Linked DNA regions of Homo sapiens: region 2 is linked to region 1. The links are chromatin contacts, found by Hi-C or POLR2A ChIA-PET in ENCODE. All regions are on one chromosome and are shown on one strand. Each heading gives the region's core, a stretch centred on a gene start or an enhancer-like site at or near the end of the contact. The rest is flanking DNA. Distances are from core to core; before and after follow the strand shown. Region 1 holds the start of CAST (calpastatin). Region 2 overlaps CAST (calpastatin).

Region 1 (2,700 bases), core at 201-2,700:
GAATGTTCTTGTCCCTCATCCAAAGTAATAAAGTGCAGAGAAGCTCGCTTTTGTGCGCGCTGTCTCTCTCTCCCTCCCTCTCTCACTTTCTCGCTTTCTTTCCTCCACCCCTCCACCGCTCTCTCCAAGGGTCTTGGTCTCAGATCTCAGTTGCTTCTGCCCCTTGATGTTTGGGATTTTCTCCTTGCCTCACATTGCAGCTGCCTCTCCTTTGCGTCGGCGAATGTACGTCCAACAATCGCCCTCTAAAAGTTTTGAACTTTACTTAGGGGTTAAAAAAGAACTCTAGATCAAAGCTCTTGCGAGCTGCGTCCTAGTGCATTCAGGAATCCACCTCCTAGACAGAATTCCTCCAGCAACAATTCCAGTTCCATCCCACTTGTGAGCGCCAGCAGAGCATAGTGCTTGACATCGGGGCGAGAGAGGTGCATGCGCCGCGCACGCTCGGGCGCGCTCATACATACCACAAGAGGGTGAGTCCCCTGCCTCTCCCCGAGCCTAACCTGAAGGTCTGCGAGGAGGTCGCACCCGGTCCGCACCCCTTCCCCGCCAAACCCCGGACAACGCTTCATCCGCACGCCCAGAAGGGCAAAGCAAACACACTCCCTTCCAACACACTCCCTTCCGGGTCCTGCCCAGGCACAACCGCTCCTATTTACCGTCTTGTACCACCAGCTGGCGAATGCCATGGCAACAACCGGCTGGCTCCGATCCGCACGGCGGGGGAGCCGGCGAGGGCGCGGGGTGTTGCGTTGGAGGCGCCGGGCTCACACTCCGCTTGGCCGGGACCGGGCTGGCACTGAGCTCCGCACATCCCAAGGCGGCTGCCAGGTGGGCAGAACCCTGGGGGTGGGGCCCGGCGCAGGCCCCGCCCCTCCTCGCCCGCCCAATTTGGCTCGAGGCTGGTTAGGGAAGAGGCTCTGCGTCTCCAGGCAGCCACGCCCTGCGGCCCGGCCTTAGCGCGGAAGACTACATCCCGCTGTCCAGTGAAACCACCCCACTCACTCGGGGGTCCTGAGTGAACCTCATTCCCCGTTCATCCTCATCCTCATTCACCCACGTCTTACCAGCCAACTTTTCTTGACGCGTCCCCCCCTCCACTCTACCCGGCCAACGCCACGCCCAGCGCACTGGACCCGGCCGGGGAACCGAAGCCACCTGCAGCCACCTGCCTGGCAGCGGCCAAGCCCCTAGCCCTCTCCCTGCCCCGCGGGGGCGCCGGGGACTGCAGACCCGCCAGCCTGGCAACGCCCAGGGAGGGCGGCCACAGCTCCGGGACCCGGTACCCCATCGCCCAGCCCCGCGACGCCGACAGGAGCGCCACTCACCTCATGGGTGCGGCGGGCGGCGGCTGCTCGCCGGGGCCGCGGGGAGGCGGCGGGCTTCTGGCCGGGCTGGGACATGGCGAGGCCGCTGCGGCCGCTGCCTCCCGGAATGCGCCGCGGAGAGTGGCGGGGAGGCCTGGCGGGGAGTCCTGCCAGGGAGAGAGGGAGGGAGGGAGGGAGCGGAGGGCCCGGGAGCGGGCGATGAAACAGCTTTTCCGACCCCACCCCAGGTCTGCGCCGGGGTTCCCCTAGCCCCGATGGGCCCTCCCCTTCCTGCCCGCGGAGGGACCCGGGCTCCTGCCCTGTAACTTAACACCCTCCGCCCCGGTCCTCACCCGGTGACCCGCCCCGGCCCCAGCACTGCTCTGGTCCCGGTTGGTCAGAAAGAAGGGGTTGGAGGTTGCAGCGTTCCTCCTTCGATGCCCAGATCTAGCTTGCAGTTGTGCAACGAGAGAGCGGGACCCGGGCGTGGCCAGTCTACGCTTCGACCCTCCTCCCAACAATCCGGAGAAGTAGATACTCTTTCTACATTCTGCTCCGCTTTAGCTGCGAGAGTTTACCAACTCAAATCTGGCCCAAGCCTGGACAGTCTAGATAAGGAAGCGGATCACAAAAACAAATTGGTCTGTGTGTGTGTGCGTGCGTGCACGCGCCTGTGTATGTTTTATATGATTTTACTTTGTTTTTTGGCAGTTTCGAATTTTAATAAACTTTTATGGGGAGGAGAACATAGGTTCCAATGCAAAACGGAGAACAGTCCCAAATTTAAACCCTTATAGTCTTTCTAGAGTCTGGCGAGTTTTGTTTCTGAAGCTAGATTGCTTTCTTCTTGGGCTCATCTTAAACAGCGCTTCCTGGTTTGGGGCTGGAAGTGAAATTTAACAAGCCCTACGTGCTTATGTGAGAAACTGTCAGCCTGCAGTTGCTGCTGGTTCACAATCAGGCCTGACAGAAAACCTGTTTGTTACCCTGCAGTAGCATCATCATTCTGGGACTTGGGGTCACCGCTTTCTGCAGCGTTGGGGTTTAGACAGTTGAAGAGAGAGAAGGCAGAGCCTTTTTTTTTTTTTTTTTTTTTTTTCTGGAGAGGCAGTTTCGCTCTGTCTGGAGTGCAGTGGCGCGATCTCTGCTCGCTGCAATCTCCGCCTCCCAGGTTCAAGCGATTCTCCTGCCTCAGTCTCCTAAGTACTTGGGACTACAGGCGCGTTGTCACACCCAGCTTTTTTTTTTTTTTTTTTTTTTTAATGGTAGAGACGGGGTTTCACCACGTTGGTCAGACTGGTCTCGAACAACACCTGACCTCAAGTGATCTGCCCAGTGCTGCCTCCCAAAGTGCTAGGATTACAGGCGTGAGCCACTACAGCCGGCCAGAAGG
Region 2 (5,859 bases), core at 1,816-4,315, 72 kb before region 1:
TTACAAGAACTCACAAGTTTACTCTGCCAATATGGGCTTAAATCAGTATAACTGATATGGTTTGGCTCATGTCTCCACCCAAGTCTCAACTCCAATTGTAATCCCCATGTGTCAAGGGAGGGACCTATAATCCCCACGTGTCGAGGAAGGGAGGTGACTGGATCATTGGGGCGATTTTCATGCTGTTCTCATGATAGTGAGTGAGTTCTCATGAGATTGGATGGTTTTATAAGTGTTTGACTGTTCCTCCTTCACATGCTCTCTCTCCTGCTGCCTTGTGAAGAAAGTGTCTGATTCCCTTTCCAGCATGATTGTAAGTTTCCTGAGGCCTCCCCAGCCACACAGAAATGTGAGTCAATTAAACCTCTTTTCTTTATAAATTACCCAGTCTCAGGGAAGTTCTTTATAACAGTGTAAACATGGACTAATATAATAATAAATAAGAGTGCTTCTATCTATTTTTTATGTTGATGACTCGTTATGAACAATAACCTGCATTGAAAGGAGAAAACAACAATCTAGGAAAGGACCTTGTATTATTTGATTTAGATGAAAAATAATTATTTAAATTGTCTTTTTTTTTTGCAACTACCATATTCCCATGACAATTTTAGGACTCTCCTGATCATGGATATGTGAAATACAATCTGAAGGCTGTTAGGCTTACACTGATTCTTTTAGGAATTTCAGAAAAAAAGAAGTACCTTACTTCTTTAGTAATACCTCTGGTTAAATAAAGTGTATTTGCAGGAGAGAAACTGGAATGTAAACTCCATGGGATGAAACTGGAGTTTGTTTGTTTTTTTTTAAAAAAGGGGTTATAATAGCAAGTGTTACAAACATGAGTGTGAAAACCATACTTCCAACCCACACTTTCAATATTAGCTTGAAACAATAATTCATTAAAATGGTCCTTTAAATTACCCCCCTCATATTATTTGCCCACAAGAAATCAGATTATGATAAATACAGAGCATATGAGTAACTGTCTCATGTAGAAGGACACTGTTGTCTTCATACCTTTCCCGATGGTTTATCCGGTTTAGATTCAACTGGCACAGCTGGGGTTAATGATTTCTTTTCTTTTTTCTGGTGAGAATTGAGAAATTAACAACTCCTCACATACCTTAATAAAACTCAATACTATTACAAATTTTAAAATAAATTCATTATATTAACAAGCATTGATCATACACTGAACATCCGCTCTACAGCAGAAACTGTGCTGTGTGTTTTATATCCTTTTTCAGAAGGGCTTTAATTATATTAGTCTCATTTAGTGATGGGCAAAGCAAGGCTCAGATTAGGCCACTTTCCTCAGGTTACACAGTAAGGGACAGAATGAAGATTTGAATCCAAGACTGTTTCTTTCCTCGCTGTTCTTCTCCAGGGCCCACAGCCAGTTTTTACAACATCCATGAATTCTTTCTATAGGCTGCCACTTCTGGCTTTGCTCTCTGGCTCTTTGCCCCCACACATCAAGACTTCCATATCCCTCACTTCGGCATCTCAACACCTCCTCTTTCCTTAAAATGAGTTGATCGCTCATCATTGCTTCCATTGCTCTATCAAAGACTGCAAACAACTTTTCAATCTGCAGTTTCCATGCTTTTATCCAGATGTAATCTCTGAAATTTGACCCTTGGAGCATCTCTCCCTCCCCATTGCCACCTTTCGGCACCATTCTGATCCTATTGTGGCATCTATGCCCTTTGTTCTCCATTACCTCTGGCATCTCTTTTACTTTGGTCCCCACTGTATACACTCTGCACATTTCTGCCCTGTGCTGGTGGTCTTATCCAAAATCATTCTCTATGGCCAGAGGCAAATGCTTTCAGAGACTGGCAGAAACTAAATGGGTGAAGTTGTTGGGTTTAAGATAAAAGGGGACCATTTCCCATTTGAAGGTATCCAAACTCAGGGAACAAAGCACAGGAAGAGCACAGGCTCTGACTGCCAAGGTTTGCATAACAGTTGAGACATGCATGGCTGCTTGAGGCTTTAGCAAGTCACTTCTCCTTGGAGATATTAGATAAGTGAATCTATACGAAGTATGAAAACCATTGTTTGGCACATGCTCAGCACTATGTAAGTACTTGCTATGTAATTGTAAGTGCTAAATAAGTGACTGTTACAATTGCAATGCTAGAAACACTGTGGGGGCCACTAGGGTGTGAGCCTGAGTCTGGATAATTGAAACCACTTCCATGATTCAGCCACTACCTCATGCAGATATTCACTCATGTTCTCTCCCCCACCTTCCTCTTCCTTCTCAATGTCTCTCTTCCCCTCCCTCTCTCCCCACTATCTTTCTATTCCATCCACTCTTTCTCTTCCTCTCCCTTTCCTCCTACTTCATTCTTTTCTATTAGAAAACAGTATTTTAATTGTCTTGCTAGACATATTTCTTTGGACACTTCAAACACTTAAATTCAGCTTGTCCAAAATTAGAGACACCTCTTTCCTCCTCAGTTCCTCTGACATCTATCTGTACTCCTGCCAATGGTACCCAGGGAACTTAGGGACTGGACTGCAAGGTGCCCAGCTCACAATTTAAAAAGGCACTCATTCTCAGGTGCCAACTCTGCACTTGCACAAACCTGACAATGAGCACCTTAGGGGCCTCCTTTCCCTTACCGTGTGGCTACCAACCTCCTGCAATCAGACTCAGAAGCACCAGGTTATCTTAGATTTTACTTTGTCTTTGCCCACTTCTGTCAATCATTTCCTAAAACCTGAAGATTTTTGCTCTGCAATTCATCTTGGATAACTCCCCACTTTCTTATTCTATCACAGCTCTAATTTAGGCTAAAATATGACTCATCAGGACTACTGAAACAGTCCCTGACCAACCTTCTACCTTCCTATCTCTATCCCATCCACCTAACTGCAGTCCCTTAATCCTTCTGCAGCTCGGATTCAATTGCATCACCCCATCTGTTCTCTCAGGTTCTCAAAGGCTACCCGCTGTCAGCTGAATCACCACATGTACAAATTCACCTTAGGGTTCTCCACAGCAGTGCTCAACCTGTCTTTCTGGTCTTACAGCCCCACCATTCACTTCCTCTGTGCTTCACCCACGTTGGAATGTACTTTGTGCCCAGAACACATCTTACACTTTTCAACACCTGCAATCCCAGCTATCCTTCCATGCCTAACTGAACTTGGATCTACTCTTCCAAAGCTCTTGTGGATTCCCTGAATTAGATAGAATCCCTTCATTCCTCACCAAATAACACCTTGTGGGGGCCTTTCTTCATCTGATTGAAATACAGCCCCAGGTACATTGTCTTTTCCCCACCCCCTAGACAGGCCAGCCTATAGCTAGTGCATCCTGCAGAACCAACCATGGTACCTTATTTAGTTTTTTATTTTATTTTTTTGAGACAGTGTTTCACTCTTGTTGCCCAGGCTGGAGTGCAACGGTGCGATCTTGGCTCACCGCAACCTCTGCCTCCCGGGTTCAAGCAATTCTCCTGCCTCAGCCTCTTGAGTAGCTGGGATTACAGGCCTGTGCCACCATGCCCAGCTAATTTTTTATTTTTAGTAGAGACGGGGTTTCTCCATGTTGGTCAGGCTGGTCTTGAGCTCCTGACCTCAGGTGATCTGCCTGCCTTATGGTACTTTAAACATGCTATGTACTAAAATAAGAAGGCAAGTCATTAAATCCTATTTAATGGGAGAAGAATCAGAGGCAACGTAAAGTAAAATGACTTGCTGCAAGTTCCAGCACAAGTCAATGCACGGCAGACTTCCACATAAGCCTCTCCTAATTTTATTGTTTAGTTTTCACTTATAACACTGGTTAATTTACATTTAGCTCAAAACTGTAAATTTTGATTACATTTAAAAATCTATTTTAGCGGGCCTAATCCTCTGCCTTAAATCTATCCATTTCCAAACTGAAAACATTGATTACATTTAAAAATCTATTTTAACGTATCTAATCTTCTGCCTTAAATGTATCCATTTTCAAACCATTTCATGTAAGCATTCCTCATTGGTGCAAGAGAGTGCTGTGTCTTCCTGGAGTGAGGCTATGAGTCTCAAGGTAGTATACAAGTGATCTATTGCAAGAAAAAACAATTTTAAGTTTGATATTTTCATTTAAAAGTTTTTGTAAATGTTGCCTTTGCTCCATAGGAGACCTGTATTAATTTGGATAAAATAATGTGCCTTTTCTCCCAAAATCCCAGAAGGAAAAAAATGATGTTTCAGGGAGATGTGCCATACTTTTACCCTAAAACTCATTTTCCCTATGACCTTCTTTACCATTTAGCTGTAGCAGGATATCTGTCCCATTTACAGAAGCAAAAGTATAGATAAATCTATATTACTTTTACATTTTTCATTCCCATCTTCTCATTGTTCCTTCACTTGCTTACTTGTGGCTTCAAATTGATTACATGCTCTCCAAACTGATTACTAATTCTATATTGCTTTTAGGTCTAACGTTTAAGTCTTTAATCCATCTTGAATTGATTTTTGTATAAGGTGTAAGGAAGGGATCCAGTTTCAGCTTTCTACATATGGCTAGCCAGTTTTCCCAGCACCATTTATTAAATAGGGAATCCTTTCCCCATTGCTTGTTTTTCTCAGGTTTGTCAAAGATCAGACGTTAGACCTAAAACCATAAAAACCCTAGAAGAAAACCTAGGCATTACCATTCAGGACATAGGCATGGGCAAGGACTTCATGTCCAAAACACCAAAAGCAATGGCAACAAAAGCCAAAATTGACAAATGGGATCTAATTAAACTAAAGAGCTTCTGCACAGCAAAAGAAACTACCATCAGAGTGAACAGGCAACCTACAAAATGGGAGAAAATTTTCGCAACCTACTCATCTGACAAAGGGCTAATATCCAGAATCTACAATGAACTCAAACAAATTTACAAGAAAAAAACAAACAACCCCATCAAAAAGTGGGCGAAGGACATGAACAGACACTTCTCAAAAGAAGACATTTATGCAGCCAAAAGACACATGAAAAAATGCTCATCATCACTGGCCATCAGAGAAATGCAAATCAAAACCACAATGAGATACCATCTCACACCAGTTAGAATGGCAATCATTCAAAAGTCAGGAAACAACAGGTGCTGGAGAGGATGTGGAGAAATAGGAACACTTTTACACTGTTGGTGGGACTGTAAACTAGTTCAACCCTTGTGGAAGTCAGTGTGGCGATTCCTCAGGGATCTAGAACTAGAAATACCATTTGACCTAGCCATCCCATTACTGGGTATATACCAAAAGGACTATAAATCATGCTGCTATAAAGACACATGCACAAGTATGTTTACTGCGGCATTATTCACAATAGCAAAGACTTCGAACCAACCCAAATGTCCAACAATGACAGAGTGGATTAAGAAAATGTGGCACATATACACCATGGAATACTATGCAGCCATAAAAAATGATGAGTTCATGTCCTTTGTAGGGACATGGATGAAATTGGAAATCATCATTCTCAGTAAACTATCGCAAGAACGAAAAACCAAACACCGCATATTCTCACTCATACGTGGGAATTGAACAATGAGATCACATGGACACAGGAAGGGGAATATCACACTCGGGGGACTGTGGAGGGGTGGGGAGAGGGGGGAGGGATAGCATTGGGAGATATACCTAATGCTAGATGACGAGTTAGTGGGTGCAGCGCACCAGCATGGCACATGTATACATATGTAACTAACCTGCACAATGTGCACATGTACCCTAAAACTTAAAGTATAATGAAAATAAATAAATAAATAAATGCAAAAAAAAAAAAAAAAACCTTAAAGGATAAGGTAAAAAAAAAAATTCTATATTGCTATGGGTAGAAAAGGTAGATAACTTCTCATCTTA

The links. Hi-C counts contacts between places; a loop is a spot of excess contacts on that map. ChIA-PET counts read pairs that join two places held with the same protein, here RNA polymerase II (POLR2A). Pooled maps may share reads with other maps.
Region 2: a loop to region 1 is called in a map of PC-9, with 2.3 times the contacts of the local background. The contact joins the enhancer-like site here to the promoter of CAST in region 1. A Hi-C loop is called at or near these places in 13 of 168 maps with a recorded cell type or tissue (Caco-2, DLD1, MCF 10A and 9 more) and 17 of 50 pooled maps. POLR2A ChIA-PET finds 5 or more read pairs at or near these places in 8 of 52 experiments (CD4-positive, alpha-beta memory T cell, HCT116, MCF 10A and 4 more).

Annotation. Positions count from the first base shown.
Region 1 is chr5:96,661,126-96,663,825 of GRCh38, reverse strand. CAST (calpastatin) reads right to left here and starts at 1,450. Exons shown (of 32, transcript NM_001750.7): 1 at 1,329-1,450. The coding sequence starts at 1,403. RefSeq lists silencers at 674-953, 1,144-1,733 and an enhancer at 1,296-1,797.
Region 2 is chr5:96,731,402-96,737,260 of GRCh38, reverse strand. CAST (calpastatin) reads right to left here. Exons shown (of 32, transcript NM_001750.7): 10 at 1,021-1,089. Among named protein-coding and RNA genes, the nearest start is that of CAST, 72 kb to the right of the region's middle. RefSeq lists an enhancer at 2,705-3,237. Within about 2 kb of position 3,065, at least 3 of the 41 ENCODE cell types and tissues checked have a DNase peak (open chromatin) inside an H3K27ac peak, as active enhancers do; they include PC-9 and gastrocnemius medialis, where a contact is called at or near this core.